2 separate regions of the Homo sapiens genome follow, and region 2 is linked to region 1. Evidence: read pairs that join two places in POLR2A ChIA-PET (ENCODE). Cell type or tissue: GM12878. All regions are shown on one strand. Each heading gives the region's core, and the rest is flanking DNA. Links, peaks and the distances in the headings are about the cores only. Region 1 overlaps GRIN1 (glutamate ionotropic receptor NMDA type subunit 1). Region 2 holds the start of LOC124902338 (small nucleolar RNA SNORD62).

What was found. Peaks named below come from ENCODE experiments on the same cell type or tissue, not always from the same donor. Only the 100,000 strongest peaks of a DNase experiment are listed, where the experiment ranks them.
Region 2: POLR2A ChIA-PET joins it to region 1 with 10 read pairs; 6 of 35 experiments call an interaction of 5 or more read pairs at or near these places.

Annotation. Positions count from the first base shown.
Region 1 is chr9:137,148,606-137,153,605 of GRCh38, forward strand. It overlaps GRIN1 (glutamate ionotropic receptor NMDA type subunit 1), which reads left to right. Exons shown (of 20, transcript NM_007327.4): 4 at 404-504. Among named protein-coding and RNA genes, the nearest start is that of GRIN1, 12 kb to the left of the region's middle. RefSeq lists an enhancer at 2,826-3,145. In GM12878, for the core only: no CTCF peak of the experiment used is centred there; DNase peaks (open chromatin) are centred at 1,996, 2,204 and 2,836; H3K4me3 peaks cover 1,267 bases; H3K27ac peaks cover 1,788 bases.
Region 2 is chr9:137,089,839-137,100,310 of GRCh38, forward strand. It overlaps MAN1B1 (mannosidase alpha class 1B member 1), which reads left to right. Exons shown (of 13, transcript NM_016219.5): 4 at 6,399-6,553; 5 at 7,990-8,099; 6 at 9,858-10,043. It overlaps LOC124902338 (small nucleolar RNA SNORD62), which reads left to right and starts at 4,507; the gene lies at 4,507-4,592. RefSeq lists an enhancer at 6,150-6,279. In GM12878, for the core only: a CTCF peak has its summit at 5,960 (motif pointing right); a DNase peak (open chromatin) is centred at 6,123; H3K4me3 peaks cover 974 bases; H3K27ac peaks cover 1,272 bases.

The DNA.
Region 1 (5,000 bases), core at 1-5,000:
GTTTTGGAAAAGTCAGCCCCATCTCTTTTCCTGGTTGCATTCCAAAACTCTTTTCTGTTTCCCGTCCGCTGCACGCCTCCTGAGTCTGGGTCCACTTCAGCTTGCATGCTCAGTGCAAAGATGAGGACAGGAGTGAGGTGGAGAGAGAGATCCAGAGAGAGCAGAGAGAGCACAGAACGAGCACAGGTGAGCGCGCAGGCTGAAGACAGGACAGGACCGGAGAGGCGAGGCCAGGCCAGGCAAGGACTGAGGAAGGCAGGCGGAGGCGCAGGTGGCAGGCGCAGACCATGGCAGCCCTAGCTAAGCTGCCTCGGGGTTCCCAGCGGCTCCGGCCCAACTCTCACCCCTGAGGCGCTATGTCCCCTGCCCCAGCCGCCTGCTAACACTCTTGCTCACACCGCAGGCAGAGAAGGTGCTGCAGTTTGACCCAGGGACCAAGAACGTGACGGCCCTGCTGATGGAGGCGAAAGAGCTGGAGGCCCGGGTCATCATCCTTTCTGCCAGGTGAGGCTGGGCAGGGCCCTACACACTCCACACAGGATGGTACCTGAGCCAAGTACCCGCCATCTGAGCCAGAGCTGGGACATTGTTGGGCACAGTGACCTTCAGCTTCCAAAGCACCTTCACCAAGGACAGCCACCCCCACCCCCACCCGCACCCACACTCCTATCGGCATGGCTGATGTGACACCCTCCATCTGTCCCTCCCTTCCTGGGCCCTTCCCCATTCCACAGTCACATGCTGCTGCTGCCCTGAGCTGGGCTGTGGGAGAGGGATATGGAAGAGACCCTGCCCTTGGGAAGCCCCGCAACTCAAGGGGGCAAACCTGTGCAAACAAGGCCCAGGCCTGGGGCCAGGGACTAGGCCCAGGGAAGTGATGTGCAGGTGTGCCAGGCGAAAAGGCCCACAGCAGGGAGAGGGCCAGATTTCCCAACTGAAGGATTGCAACAGCTGCAGCAGTAGCTTAGGGGGAAATCAGTTAGGTACCCGGGAAATCAAGCTGCTCTGGACAGGTCCGGTGCCACAGAGCAACCTTGGGGTGGAGCCCACTGTAAAAAGCTCCCTATTTGCAAATGGCTAGGTTCTCCCGGGAAGGAAAAGCCTGGGTGACTGGGAATAGGAAAAGCAAGAGTGGGGAAGGGCAGGGTGAGGAGCCTTGCCCCATGGGACAGCCAAAACCCCACTGTCCCTGACCTAAAAGCTCTGCTAGGCTCCAACAGAGCGGAGCAAAACAGCAGTGAAACACCCGGAGGAACACAGCCCAGCCCTCCAGCCCTGCATATGGGAAAGAGCCGGCGACACTCTCAGTCCCAGGGCAGACCACCATTTCCACGGTCCATCAAATGACCCTCTAGCACGGAGACAGATGCAGCCCCCTCACCAGGGCAGAACGCAGGGTGGGGCCAGCCAGGGCTCCTCGGACTAGAAGGCAGGAATCTCCCCAGCCCAAGGTAGGGTTGTTGCTTAGAGCTGCCCACGGGGCCTTACATGCTCCTCCTGCAGCTGCTATAAAAAGGCACTAATCGTCCCCCATTACGCCCCCTGCACTCGGCTTTAAGCTCACAGGTCACTTGTCCACTCCACTCATCCAACTGCAAGCCCCAGGGAGGGTTGGCCTGGGCTCCAGGAAAAAAGATTTTTAAAGACGTGACCAGGCAAAGTCCCAAGGGTATGCACAGGTCCCAAAGAAGGAATGCCCCGCCCAGGGAAAGACCCGCCCAGAAAAAAAGACCCGCCAAGGGAAAGCTCCGCCCAGAAAAAGACCTGCCCAGGGAAAGCCCCGCCCAGAAAAAAGGTCCTCCCAGGGAAAGCCCCACCCAGGGAAAGCTCCACCCAGATAAAAGCCCGCCCAGGGAAAGCCCCGCCCAGAAAAAAAGATCCGCCAAGAGAAGTCTCCGCCCAGATAAAAGCCCCGCCCAGAAAAAGACCCGCCAAAGGAAAGCCCAGCCCAGAAAAAAGACCTGCCCAGGGAAAGCCCCACCCAGGGAAAGCTCCGCCCAGATAAAAGCCCGCCCAGGGAAAGCCCCGCCCAGAAAAAAGACCAGCCCAAGGAAAGCTCCGCCCAGGGAAAGCCCCGCCCAGAAAAAAAGACCTGCCCAGGGAAAGCTCTGCCCAGATAAAAGCCCGCCCAGGGAAAGCCCCGCCCAGAAAAAAGACCAGCCCAAGGAAAGCCCTGCCCAGAAAAAAGACCGCCCAGGGAAAGCCCCGCCCAGAAAAGACCCGCCCAGGAAAAGCTCTGGCCAGATAAAAGCTCAGCCCAGGGAAAGCCCCGCCCATAAAAAAGCCCCGCCCAGATAAAAGCCCTGCCCAGCGAAAGCCTCGCCCAGGGAAAGCCCCACCCAGAAAAAGACCCGCCCAGGGAAAGCCCAGCCCAGAGAAAAGACCCGCCCAGGGAAAACTCTGCCCAGATAAAAGACCCGCCCAGGGAAAGCCCCGCCCAGAAAAAGTCCCGCCCAGGGAAAGCCCCGCCCAGAAAAAAAACCCGCCCAGGGAAAGCCCCGCCCAGAAAAAAGTCGCGCCCGGGGAAAGCCCTGCCCAGAAAAAGTCCCGCCCAGGGAAAGCCCCGCCCAGGGAAAGACCCGCCCAGAAAAAAGTCCCGCCCAGAAAAAAGTCGCGCCTGGTGAAAGCCCTGCCCAGAAAAAAGACCAGCCCAGGGAAAGCCCCTCCCAGAAAAAAAGACCCGCCCAGGAAAAAGCTCTGGCCAGATAAAAGCTCCGCCCAGGGAAAGCTCCGCCCAGGGAAAGCCCCGCCCAGAAAAAAAGCCCCACCCAGGGAAAGCCCAGCCCAGAAAAAGACCCGCCCAGGGAAAACTCCACCCAGAAAAAAGACCAGCCCAGAGAAAGCCCAACCCAGAAGAAAGCCCCACCCAGGGAAAGCCCCGCCCAGGGAAAGCTTCACCCAGAGAAATTCCCACTTAGAGAAATTCCCACTCAGAGAAAGCCCCACCCAGAAACGTGCCACCCAGGGAAAGCCCCACCCAGTGAAAGCCCCTACCAGAAAAAGCCCCGCCCAGAAAAAGCCCCTCTTAGAGAAAGCCCCGCCAGACTCTCAGAAGTTAATTTCCTTTTTCGTTGTTTTGAGAGGGAGTCTTGCTTTGTCACCCAGGCTGGAGTGCAGTAGTACAATCTCAGCTCACTGCAACCTCTGCCTCCTGGGTTCAAGCGATTCTCCTGCCTCAGCCTCCCGAGTAGCTGGGACTACAGGCACAAGCCACCACACCCGGCTAATTTTTGTATTTTTAGTAGAGACGGGGTTTCACCATGTTGGCCAGACTGGTCTCGAACTTGTGGCCTCTTTTTTTTTTTTTTTTTTTTTCTTTGAGATGGAGTCTCACTCTGTCACCCAGGCTGGAGTGCAGTGGCTCGATCTCGGCTCATTGCAAGCTCCACCTCCCGGGCTCACGCCATTCTCCTGCCTCAGCCTCCCAAGTAGCTGGGACTACAGGCCCCTGCCACCACGCCCTGCTACTTTTTTGTATTTTTAGTAGAGACGGGGTTTCACCATGTCAGCCAGGATGGCCTCAATCTTCTGGCCTCATGATCTGCCCGCCTCGGCCTCCCAAAGTGCTGGGATTACAGGAGTGAGCCACCGTGCCCAGCCACTTGTGGCCTCTTCTGTTATTTTCTGAATTGTTTACACTTCCCTTACTCATCACAGAGCTTGAGAGAAATTCTGTAGCTGTGATGGGATAAAAGGATGGATGGGCAGGTGAACAAATGGACAGACAGCTGGCTGGGAAGTGGAATTTCTTCATCCAAGATGGGTCAACTCAAGGAATCGATTGCCCTAAAACATACCTGTTCCACTGTTGGCCACTTTTGCAATAGACAAGTTCACATCAAGCTAGACCTGCCTGATCCCTACATTCTAACTGGAGTGACCAACAGGACACGGGAGAGAAAACCACATACAAAACCAATCCACAGAACCCCGCCATGCCCAGGTCCCCACAGAGAGGGGAGGGGGCGTTTTCTCCACTTTTTTTTCTCGGCCTGTGAGCCCCTGAGCCGTGCACTGCGGTCCCACAGGTTGACCCCGCGTTGCCAGCCTCAGGGCCAAGGTCACGTTTCCAGACATGGCCCTAAGAAAAAGGCCAGCCCAGGGGAAGGGACATGGTCAGGGCACACAGGAACCACGTGCATACCACACATCCATGCCCATGAGCACACACCACACACCACATGTGTATGCACATACCATACACACGTGCACAAATGCATGTATACACACTATAGTCACACCATGCATACATCTCTACCCACACATGCAGAATCATGTACAGGTCATACACAACACACACGCATGTATGCACATGCCATATACACACCACATGTACCATGCATACACCATACACACATGTGCGCAAATGCATGTACACACACCATCACACCACTCATACATCTCTACTCACACATGCAGAATCATGTACAGGTCATACACAACACATACACGTGCACACATGCCATATACACACCACGTGTACACACATGCACCATGCATACACCACACACACACGTGCACAAATGTATGTACACACACCATAGTCACACCACTCATAGATCTCTACCCACACATGCACCATCATGTACAGGTCACACACAACACATACACATGTGCACACATGCCACATACCACGTGTACACACATGCACCATGCATACACCATACACATGTGCACAAATGTATGTACACACACCATAGTCACACCATGCATCATCTCTACCCACACATGCAGAATTGTGTATAGGTCATACACAACACATACGCATGTATGCACATGCCACATACACACCACATGCTCCATGCATACACACACAAATGTATGTACGCACCATAGTCACACTACACATACATCTCTACCCACACATGCACCATCATGTACAGGTCATACACAACACATACACATGTGCACACATGCCATATACCACATGTGTACACACATGCACCATGCATACACCATACACACGTGCATCTACACATACAGATACAGGCACACACACC
Region 2 (10,472 bases), core at 3,079-8,078, 56 kb before region 1:
GGCTTGGGGACACTGAGGAGCTCCGTTTTGGATCTGCCCACTGTGAGATGTCTGGGAGGCGCCATGGAGACCTTGGTGGGCAGGTGGTGCCAGGATCAGAGTCTGCCAGGGGAGACAGGTTTTAGGAGTCCCTAGGTATAGGTGGTTTGTGTCCTCTGGAAACGTTGGAAGAAGGGGCCAGGCCTAGTCCTGGGCACCACCAGGCTGAGAAGATTGGGGTCAGGGAGGAGGGCAGGGGGAGTGGAGACTGGGGATGGGTCAGGAGGCAGCTGGAGAACCAGGAAAACGTCCTGTCAGTGAAGGTTTGGTTCAGGAAGAACAGCCAAATCCCCGACACCGTTGAGAACACCAGGGTGGTGCTGACTCTGGTGTGGCTGCTCGGAACCCTTAGAAGGCCCTTAGGGTGTTAGTTACTGTTGTTGGTACATCTGTGATTGTGTCTAGCAGGTGTGGGAGTGCCTTGGGAGCTTCACCTGTGGCCAGAGTCCTCAGCGCCAGGTGGACTTCCCTGCAGGGCTGTGACAGGGACAGACAGCGCTTTCTAACAGTGGCCTTGGGAGTGGTAACCTGCCGAGGAACAGCTCCTGGGCTGGGGAGCTGGAGGCAGGCTGCTGCCCACTGGCTAAGGATCTCAGCAAGAGGGGCATTGGGGCATTGGCCCCCATGAGCTTGGGCCACCCTCAGACTGCCGTGGGGGTGTTTTGATTTTTTTTTTTTTCGAGGCGGAATCTCACTCTGTCGCCCAGGCTGGAGTGCAGTGGTGTGATCTCAGCTCACTGCAACCTCCGCCTCCCGGGTTCAAGTGATTCTCCTGCCTCAGCTTCCCGAGTAGCTGGGATTACAGGCGCCCGACACCACGCACAGCTAACGTTTGTATTTTTAATAGAGACGTGTTTCACTATGTTGGTCAGGCTGGTCTCGAACTCCTGACCTCTTGATCTGCCCACCTCAGCCCCCCAAAGTGCTGGGATTACAGACATGAGCCACCATGCCCGGCCCTTTGATTTCTTTAACAAGAAAATGTGTCCTTTTAAAATTTCTATAAGCTCAATAGAGAGGGGATGGACAGTACCAAAAAGCAGAAGGAAGCAAACCCACATTCTCCTTTCAAAGGCAGCATTCCTGTCGCTGAGCAGCTTCTCCAAGGGTGGTCTAGCCGGGCAGAGGGTGTAGGGTGGGAATTGGCCCCTAGAAGGTGCCGTGCCTGATGGGAGAGTCCTGCTCTTGATTGGCCATGGGGCCACTGCTCCACACTCTTCGGTGTGAGGATTTCTGCCTTTGACCAAGGTCTTTGTCTACAAATTGAATTTTCCTGACTGGAAAGCCGACAGGTGCTTCCTTTCCTTCTTTGGTCCTTCGTCTCCTTTGCATATGGAGTATCGTAACTGCCTGAGAGCAGACTGTGGTATTTTTTCCATTGAAAGATGTGTTTCCACCACTCACAAGTGACCCATAAGCCAGCACCTAGTGTCCAGGAGCAGCTGGGGTGGTGGATGGTGAATATTTCTGTCTTTCTCAAGCATTGACTTGGAGACATCCTGCCCTCCAGGGATCACTTGCACTGCCTCTCCTGTTCAGACCCTGGCACTTGTCTAGACCTGGTTAGGGATGAGGCTGTGTTTAGGCCAGATCCCTTTCTGTTAACGTTTTACTTTGGTTGAGTTCAAATTTTTTTGTTTTATATTTTTTTTTTTTTTTTTTTTTTTGAGACAGAGTCTTCCTCTGTTTCCCAGGCTGCAGTGCAGTAGCGCAATCTCAGGTCACTGCAAGCTCCACCTCCCGGGTTCATGCCATTCTCCTGCCTTGGCCTCCTGAGTAGCTAGGACTACAGGTGCCCGCCACCACGCCCGGCTAATTTTTTGTATTTTTAGTAGAGACGGGGTTTCACCGTGTTAGCCAGGATGGTCTTGATCACCTGACCTCGTGATCTGCCCGCCTCAGCCTCCCAAAGTGCTGGGATTACAGGCGTGAGCCACCACGCCCGGCCTTAAAATTATTTAATAGAGATGAGGTCTCACTATGTTGCCCAGACTGGTCTCCAACTCCTGAGCTGAAGTGATCCTCCTGCCTCAGTCTCCTGAAATGCTGGGATCACAGGCATAAGACACCACACCTGTCTGATTTCAAATGTTATAGGGGCTTAGGAGAGAAAATGGGAACATTGAGAAGGTATAAAGGGGAATACACAGCCACACATTACCCCTGTTCCCAGTCCAACTCTTGAAACACTTGGTATATGTCTTTCAATTTATGTGGCTGGGTATGGTGGCTCACACCTGTAATCCCAGCACTTTCAGAGGCCAAGGCAGGCAGATTGCTTACGCCCAGTCTGGGTAACACGGTGAGACCACCATCTCTACCAAAAAAAAAAAAAATTAGCCAGGCACGACATGCCTATAGTCCCAGCTACCTGGGAGGCTGAGGTGGGAGGATCGCTTAAGCCAGGGAGGTTGAGGCTACAGTGAGCTATGATCCAGCCTGGATGACAGGGAGACCCTGTCTCAAAAAATAATAATAATAATTTTATTTGGATAAACACATGTATACATCATTGAGGGTTAGGGGCTGGATTGGTATTTGGATACACACGTGTGTACGTAATTGAGGGTTAGGGGCTGGATTGGTCCCTGTTTCTTTTTTTATGCACATGAGAATATTCCCTTTCATACAGATTTTTATAGCTCTTCTCCATTGCTTGGATAAACCATCATTTTCTAAATCATTTATCTGTTGATTCTTTCTTCATTTGTAAATGTCCCCATTACATCCGTTGTACGTAAACTATTAAGAGTTAAAGGTTGTGAAGATTTTGATGTCCTATGACGTGTATCATGACAAACTATTCCCGAATTTGCTTCCCCTGCTACGGTGCTGAGAGTAGCAGTCAGTGGTGCCATGGCAGCACTGGGCATTCTCGTGTCGGCAATGTTTCCAATGCAACAGTCAGAAACTGGCGCCTGCTTTTCGTGGATGCTTGTGTGTCTTGCCTAGAAGCAGGGACACTTACAGGAGGGGAGAGGTGATGAACGGCCCTATGTGCTCCCATCCCGGAAGCTGTCCGTGTCCTTTGATGAGTCTTAGGACTTTTATATTTTCCTTTATTATTGGTATTCCCTTTATTATTAGTATGACTGTTGTGAGTTAGAATATTTCATCCTTTACCAAGTATGCTTCTTATGACTTCATCCGGCTTAGAAATTAGTTTTAGAGAACTTTGCTATATAGTAGCAGTAATCAATTAGAAAATGTTATTGAAAAGAGATCTCAGGAGGTTGCAGTGGCTCACACCTGTAGTCCCAGCACTTTGGGAGGCCGAGGCAGGCGGATCACTTGAGGTTTGAGGTCAGGAGTTTGAGACCAGCCTGGCCAACATGGTGAAACCCCATCTCTACTAAAAATACACAAATTAGCCAGGCGTGGTGGTGCGCACCTGTAATCCCAGCTACTCAGCAGGCTGAGGCCTGAACTGGGAGGTGGAGGCTGCAGCAAGCGGAGTTCGCACCACTGCATTCCAGCCTGGGTGATAGTGAGACTCAGTCTCGAAAAAGAAAAGAAAAGTGATCTCCATCACAATCACAAGAAAAGAATGCCACCAAGTCCGTAGGAGTAATCCTGATACTAAAATATATAAAGTCAGTATAAATAAAAGTACAACACTCAAGGTATTTGAAAAGACCTAAATAAGTAGACATTTTATTCTTCTGCTGTGAAGATTTAAGCAGTGGCTCACGCCTGTAATCCCAACACTTTGGGAGGCTGAAGCGGGTGGATCACAAGGTCAGGAGATTGAGACCATCCTGGCTAACACAGTGAAACCCCGTCTCTACTAAAAATACAAAAACAAAATTAGCCGGGCGTGGTGGCAGGCACCTATAGTCCCAGCTACTCGGGAGGCTGAGGCAGGAGAATGGCGTGAACCTGGGAGGCGGAGGTTGCAGTGAGCCGAGATCGCGCCACTGCACTCCAGCCTGGGCGACAGAGCAAGACTCTGTCTCAAAAAAAAGAGAAAAGATTTAAGTTCTCCCTAAATTCATCTGTAAATCCATTGACTCCCTATCAAAATTCCAACCTCTGTTTTTAAAGATGATTTTAAAATTCATATGGAAAGAAAATTTGGGAGTAAAACTCAGATGAACTTCCCTACAAGATCATAAAACTGTGATCATTGAACCCATGGTGATTTTTTTTTTTTTTGAGACAGAGTCTCACTCTGTTGCCCAGGCTGGAGTGCAGTGGCACAATCTCCACTCACTGCAACCTCCACGTCTCGGGTTCAAGTGATTCTCCTGCCTCAGCCTCCCAAGTAGCTGGGATTACAGGGATGTGCCACCACGCCCGGCTAACTTTTTGATTTTTTGTAGAGGTGGGGTCTCACTTTGTTACCCAGGCTGGTCTGGAACTCCTGGGCTCAGGTGATCCTCCTGCCTCGGCCTCCCAAAGTGCTAGGATTACAGATGTGAGCCACTGCACCTGACCCTCGTAACGGTGATTTTTAAGACTAGGTGATCTTAGTGACATAATTCTAATAGTTTGTTCCGACCTTCCACTGTGGACTCAATAGCAGGGAGATGAAGAGGACAGTGATTGCATGACCTGGTGGAGAAGAGACTAGAGAAACACAGTGGAACTAGTGGCTCACATCTGTCATCCCAGCACTTTGAGAGGCCGAGGCAGGCAGATTGCTTGAATGCAGGAGTTCGAGACCAGCCTGAGCAACATAGTGAGACCCCATCTCTATTAAAAAAAAAAACAGGCTGGGGCCAGGCATAGTGGCTCATGCCTGTAATCCCAGCGCTTTGGGAGGCTGAGACGGGTGGATTGCTTGAGACCAGGAGTTCAAAACCAGCCTGGCCAACATGGTGAAATCCTGTCTCTACTAACAATACAAAAAATTAACCTGGAGTGGTGGCGGGCGCCTGTAATCCCAGCTACTCAGGAGTCTGAGGCAGGAGAATCACTTGAACCCAGGAGGCAGAGGTTGCAGTGAGCCAAGATCACGCCACTGCACTCCTGCCTGGGCAACAAGAGTAAAACTCTGTCTCAAAAAACAAACAAACAAAAAAAACAGGCTGGGCATGGTGGCTCATGCCTGTAATCCCAGCACTTTGGGAGGCTGAGGTGGGTAGATCACCTGAGGTCAGGAGTTCGAGACCAGCCTGGCAAACATGGTAAAACCCCATTTCTACTAAAGATACAAAAATTAGCCAGGTGTGGTGACACGCGCCTGTAATCCCAGCTACTTGGGAGGCTGAGGCAGGAGAATCGTTTGAACCCAGGAGGTGGAGGTTGCAGTGAGCCAAGATTGCACCATTGCACTCCGGCCTGGGTGACAAAACAAGACTCTGACTGGGATTACAGGCGTGCGCCACCACGCCTGGCTAATTGTTCGTAATTTTAGTAGAGATGGTGTTTCACCATGTTGCCCAGGTTGGTCTTGAACTCCTGACCTCAGGTGATCCACCTGCCTCCCAAAGTGCTGGGATTACAGACGTGAGCCACCGTGCCCAGCCATAAGTAAGCATTCTTTCCTTTTTTAAAAAAAAAAAAAGTGGAGCAATCTAAATATCCATCAGTAAAGAAGTACAAAATTATGGCTTGTGCCGGGCATGTTGGCTGCAACCTGTCATCCCAGCACTTTGGGAAGCCAAGGCAGGAGGAATTCGTGAGGCCAGGAGTTTAAGACCAGCCTGGGCAACATAAGGAGACCCTGTCTCTATAGTAATAATAATAATAAAAATTAAGGTTTGGTAATACCACAGAAAACTGAGGCCATAGGAGAGAATGGATTTGCCTCTAGACTCACGTAGGAGGACCTAAGCCTCAGTCCGTGACACGGTCTGCAGCTTTCCCACGCTCCTGTTCACGTGGGGAAGGGAGCAGAGGACGGGGCTCTGTGCCTGCAGGTGTGGAAACAGGGAACAGGGTGGTGGGGGCTGGCTAGAAGGCCCGCATCACACAGCAGGGGGCGCCTGGCAAGGGGAACCCAGCTCCATATGTCATCGGAAGCTTTGTGCTTTGTAGTGAGGATGTGGGTGCCTGCCTCACTTTGCAGATGACTGTGCGGGAGGCCTGGGGACCCAGAGGTGTTGCTGGAGCTGGTGTTTACTGCAGCCCTTTGTTATTAACGCTTTAGGACCTGTGAGAGTTTGGAAATATTCCCACCGTGGGAGGGGCTTAAGCGTTTTGTCTGGGGCCGTTTAGCCAGTCGGCAGTGTCCCCAGGCTCCTAAGGAGCTGTCTTCTGAAGCTGCCTGTCGTATTGAAAAACGAAAGTAATTTAGTCAGAGGTCAGAAGCTCAGTCTGTGAGGTGTGGGCTGCACCTGAGGGCGTCCCATAGAGGGAAAGAAGGGCAGCTCGCAGACACCCCGTGATTTCCTGTGTGACCAATTTCTCTACAGAAGACACAAAGACACATCCAGCGGGGACCACCTCACCTGCAGATTAGACCCCCAAGCCAAGACCTGAAGGATGGGACCCAGGAGGAGGCCACAAAAAGGCAAGAAGCCCCTGTGGATCCCCGCCCGGAAGGAGATCCGCAGAGGACAGTCATCAGGTACAGAGCGCAGGGCAGGCTGCACGCCGCCGCTCAGGGCTTGATGTTCCGAAAAACAAGATTGCGGAAACGCATTGTGTCTGAGATCTATTTTCCTTTGAAACTGACAGTGTATGCTCTGTAATCTGTCCTCATTAACCTTAGATTACAGAATCGAATTTTTAAAACTGGAGGTCAGAGCTAAATTAGGTCCCCGATAATGTCCTCATGGTATGCAGTAACATTTCAGAATGTTTTGTGTGCGTGTGAAGGGTGCACAGGTGCGTGGGGATGGGGAGCCAGGCTCAGAGGTGGACGCTGGCTGCCTGGGCCACCTCCTTTCCCGAGCCCCATCTGGTCGAGCAGAGAGCAGAGGGAGAGGGAGTTGCCCGGTGCCCAGGCTCCCAGAGTGCTGTCCTCTGCCCGGTTCGTCAAGTCCAGGTAGTGGATCCCAGTGGAGCTTCGGTGCTGGAGGCGTCTCTGCCTCGTTTCCGGCTCCATGTTACGCTCTTAGAAACGGAGTTGATTGTGGTTGAGGCGGAAGGAAGGGTTCCCCGCAGACGTCCTCTCTCTTCTACAAAGTGTGGGCAGAGCCAGGGCCAGTGAGGGCTGCTGTGCAGGAGTGGCCTGAGACAAGCGCTGTCCGCCGTGAGAGATGGGCTCCGAAGAAACGGGCCCAGAGGCCCTGAACTCAAGCGCGTGGTGAGAGGCGTGGACATGTGCATGTGAGGGGTCCTCACGGCCAGGAGGAGAATTTGAGGGCCACTGTGCTCTAGTTAGCGTTGGCATGAATGCAAGGACGCTTTACTTCCAGAGCAAAAGAGGATTTGACCTCAGCTTGTCAAAAGTGCCACGTTTGTACTCCCAGCATGTAAGCCATCTGTGGTTGTAAGAGGCCTTTTGCTGATCCTGGGACAGATTCACCACAGGGCCCCAAGAGAACGCTCGGGCCCAGCCACAGTTAGGAGGTTGCGCGGCAAACCCTCTACACAACCTCATAGCTGTTCCTGATGGCCATTGGACAGAACTCGATGGGGAGTTTGAGTGGCCATGCGTCTCGTGTGTAGGGACAGCCCCCGTCTGTGTGGCCATCCTGGCATCTTGGGGCCACCTCACTGTCACTAGTGCTCCTGTTTGGATGAAAGATTCTCTACTCCTCCACCATAGAGGCCCCCCGCCTCCGGCCTCTGCAGAGGGATTTCTCACGATTCTCCAAGCTCTGGTCTCTGACCTCAGGCCAGCCTTGACCCTGGAGCAGTGCTGTGGTCTTGGCTCTCAGGCACGGGAGCTCAGGACTGAACTGTGTGTTTCCTGCCACTCAGCAGCCTGCACCTCAGGATGATGGGGCCGCTTTGGGTGCAGGGCTGTGCCTTGGCCGTGGGTATGGAGCGTGGGGGTGGGAAACATGGAGCCACAAATGTTTGACGGCAGCTGACACCCTTCCTTCTCCCCCGAAGCTGGAGGGGAGCGGTGATCGAGCCTGAGCAGGGCACCGAGCTCCCTTCAAGAAGAGCAGAAGTGCCCACCAAGCCTCCCCTGCCACCGGCCAGGACACAGGGCACACCAGGTGAGGCCACACCTGCACCCCTTCCTCCCCGGGCGCTCAGGGGCTGGTGGCTGATGGGTGCAGGCTTCGTCTCAGCCATGGTGGGTGGCGCCCCCGCCCTGGTGTGCACCTTGCCCTTCAGCATCCCCCTGTTGTCTGAGTCCTCACAGGCTCTGCAACCTTGGTGACACCATGTGGCTCTTGGCCTGCTGTCCCTGAGCACATGGCTGCAGAAGAAGGTGTGTCTGAGAGGTTTGTGTCTGGGCCAGGCTGCCCCACGGGATCCCTGGAGACTGCTGCCCGTGCTGTGTCCCCTGTCTCGGCCTGGCCAGTCCCAGGCAGCTCTGGGGGCCACTTCATTCTCAGCACCGTTTGTTGGGGGCCTCCCAGGTGCGGGCCTTCGGCCAAGCTCAGTGCATGACCTGAGGCCTCTTTCAACCTCATGACACCCTCTGACACGATAAGCCACTCACCCTCCCGTTCTCCAGACTGAAAAGCAGGGCTGAGGACAGCCACCCCCAGAGTCGTTTGCTTGTCTGTGGGGGCTCATGGCAGGTCGCTGAGTCTGGAGCCCTGCTCTCATCATGCCCCCCAGGTGTCTCTGAGGTGGGGAGGGAGCCCAGAGCCAGGACTCCCAGCCCCGGGCCTGTGAGGGATGTGTAGCAATCTCTGCGGCATCAATGAGGGCAGAGGCAGAGGCAGAGGCATAGACATGCCATGAGCACAAGGAGGCCTCAGAACCTTTCCTGAGAGGACGTGTGGTTTGGTGCCGTTACACACGTGTCAATCCACACATTAGTCAATGTTGGCCGGGCGTGGTGGCTCACACTTGTAATCCCAGCACTTTGGGAGGCTGAGGTAGAAGGATCTCTTGAGTCCAGGAGTTCAAGACCAGCCTGGACAACACAGTGAGGCCCCATCTCTACAAAAAAAAAAGAAATTTATATATATGTGTATATTTGAGACAGAGTCTTGCTTTGTCACTTCACTGCAACGTCTGCCTTCTGGGTTCAAGCAAGTCTCCTGCCTCAGCCTCCCTAGTAGCTGGGATTATAGGCACCCGCCACCACACCTGGCTAATTTTTGTATTTTTAGTAGAGACGGGGTTTCGCGATGTTGGCGAGGCTGGTCTCAAACTTCTGACCTCAGGTGATCTGCCCACCTCGGCCTCCCAGAGTACTGGGATTACAGGCGGGAGCCACCGTGCCCAGCCAAAAAAATTTAAAAAAAGGGAACGAAGGGACTGTAGCGCGTGTGCACAGTGCGATTCCCGTGGAGCACCTGAAGCCCACGTGGCAGAAGGAGCGTGTTTGAGTCGAGGATGTTCATCGCGAGGTCTGCACCCGTCCGTGTTTCACATTCTGAGTTGGCACCACACTCACCCACGTCTCCACAGGCTGTGCTCACTGTGCTGTCCCAGCGCCCTTGGGGCAGCCACCCTTGTCCCTTTGGCCAGAGGCCACCGAGGCCCAAGGAGGGTGTGCCTGCCCAGGCGCCAGGTGGAGGTGCATGGGCCCCAGTCAGGTGGTCGGGTGACAGGTGCCATCCTGTGCAGTCTCCAGAGGTCTCAGGCCCTTGGCAGGCTGTGTTCTCCCTGGGGGCTGCTGCAGCCTCTGTGGCCCTGGCCTTTGCTGTGCCCACCACCGCCCTTCCCGTCGTCCCAAACCCACCGTCATCTTTGCCCCATGGGGGTCACAGCAGTGCTCTGCCTGAGGGTGTCCATCTGTGCCGACGCCAGGACCACGTCCGCCATGGCCTGTGCTCTCTCCCCCCTACTAGTGCATCTGAACTATCGCCAGAAGGGCGTGATTGACGTCTTCCTGCATGCATGGAAAGGATACCGCAAGTTTGCATGGGGCCATGACGAGCTGAAGCCTGTGTCCAGGTCCTTCAGTGAGTGGTTTGGCCTCGGTCTCACACTGATCGACGCGCTGGACACCATGTGGATCTTGGGTCTGAGGAAAGGTACCTGGTGCTTTCTGGGGAGGGGCTGAGCCCTCCGTGTGGGCCTCGTGTGCTGAGGCAGAGTGTGGGTTGCACACGGGGTGAAAGCTGCTGTTTGCATCTGACCATGGGTTTTCCCTTCTCCTGGGTGCGGGAGTGGACGTGTTGGCTGTGGTCAGTTCCTGTTCTTGTCCAGCCACCCAAGGCACACACAGGGCCGCTGTCCCCAGACCTCTGCAGGAGTTGAGTGTGGACTCTTTGGGGGACGTCCAAGGGACATTCCCAGGCTGTGCTTCTCTTGCAGCTGGGGGTGGTGGGATGAGTGACTGTGGGGCCCCGCTGGTCCCAGATCTCAGCAGCATCCTTCATAGACCAGCACATCCACTTTGAATTGGGAGTATGTGTCTTCGGTTATTTAAGCGATAATTTAAACATTTGCCTAATTTTTTG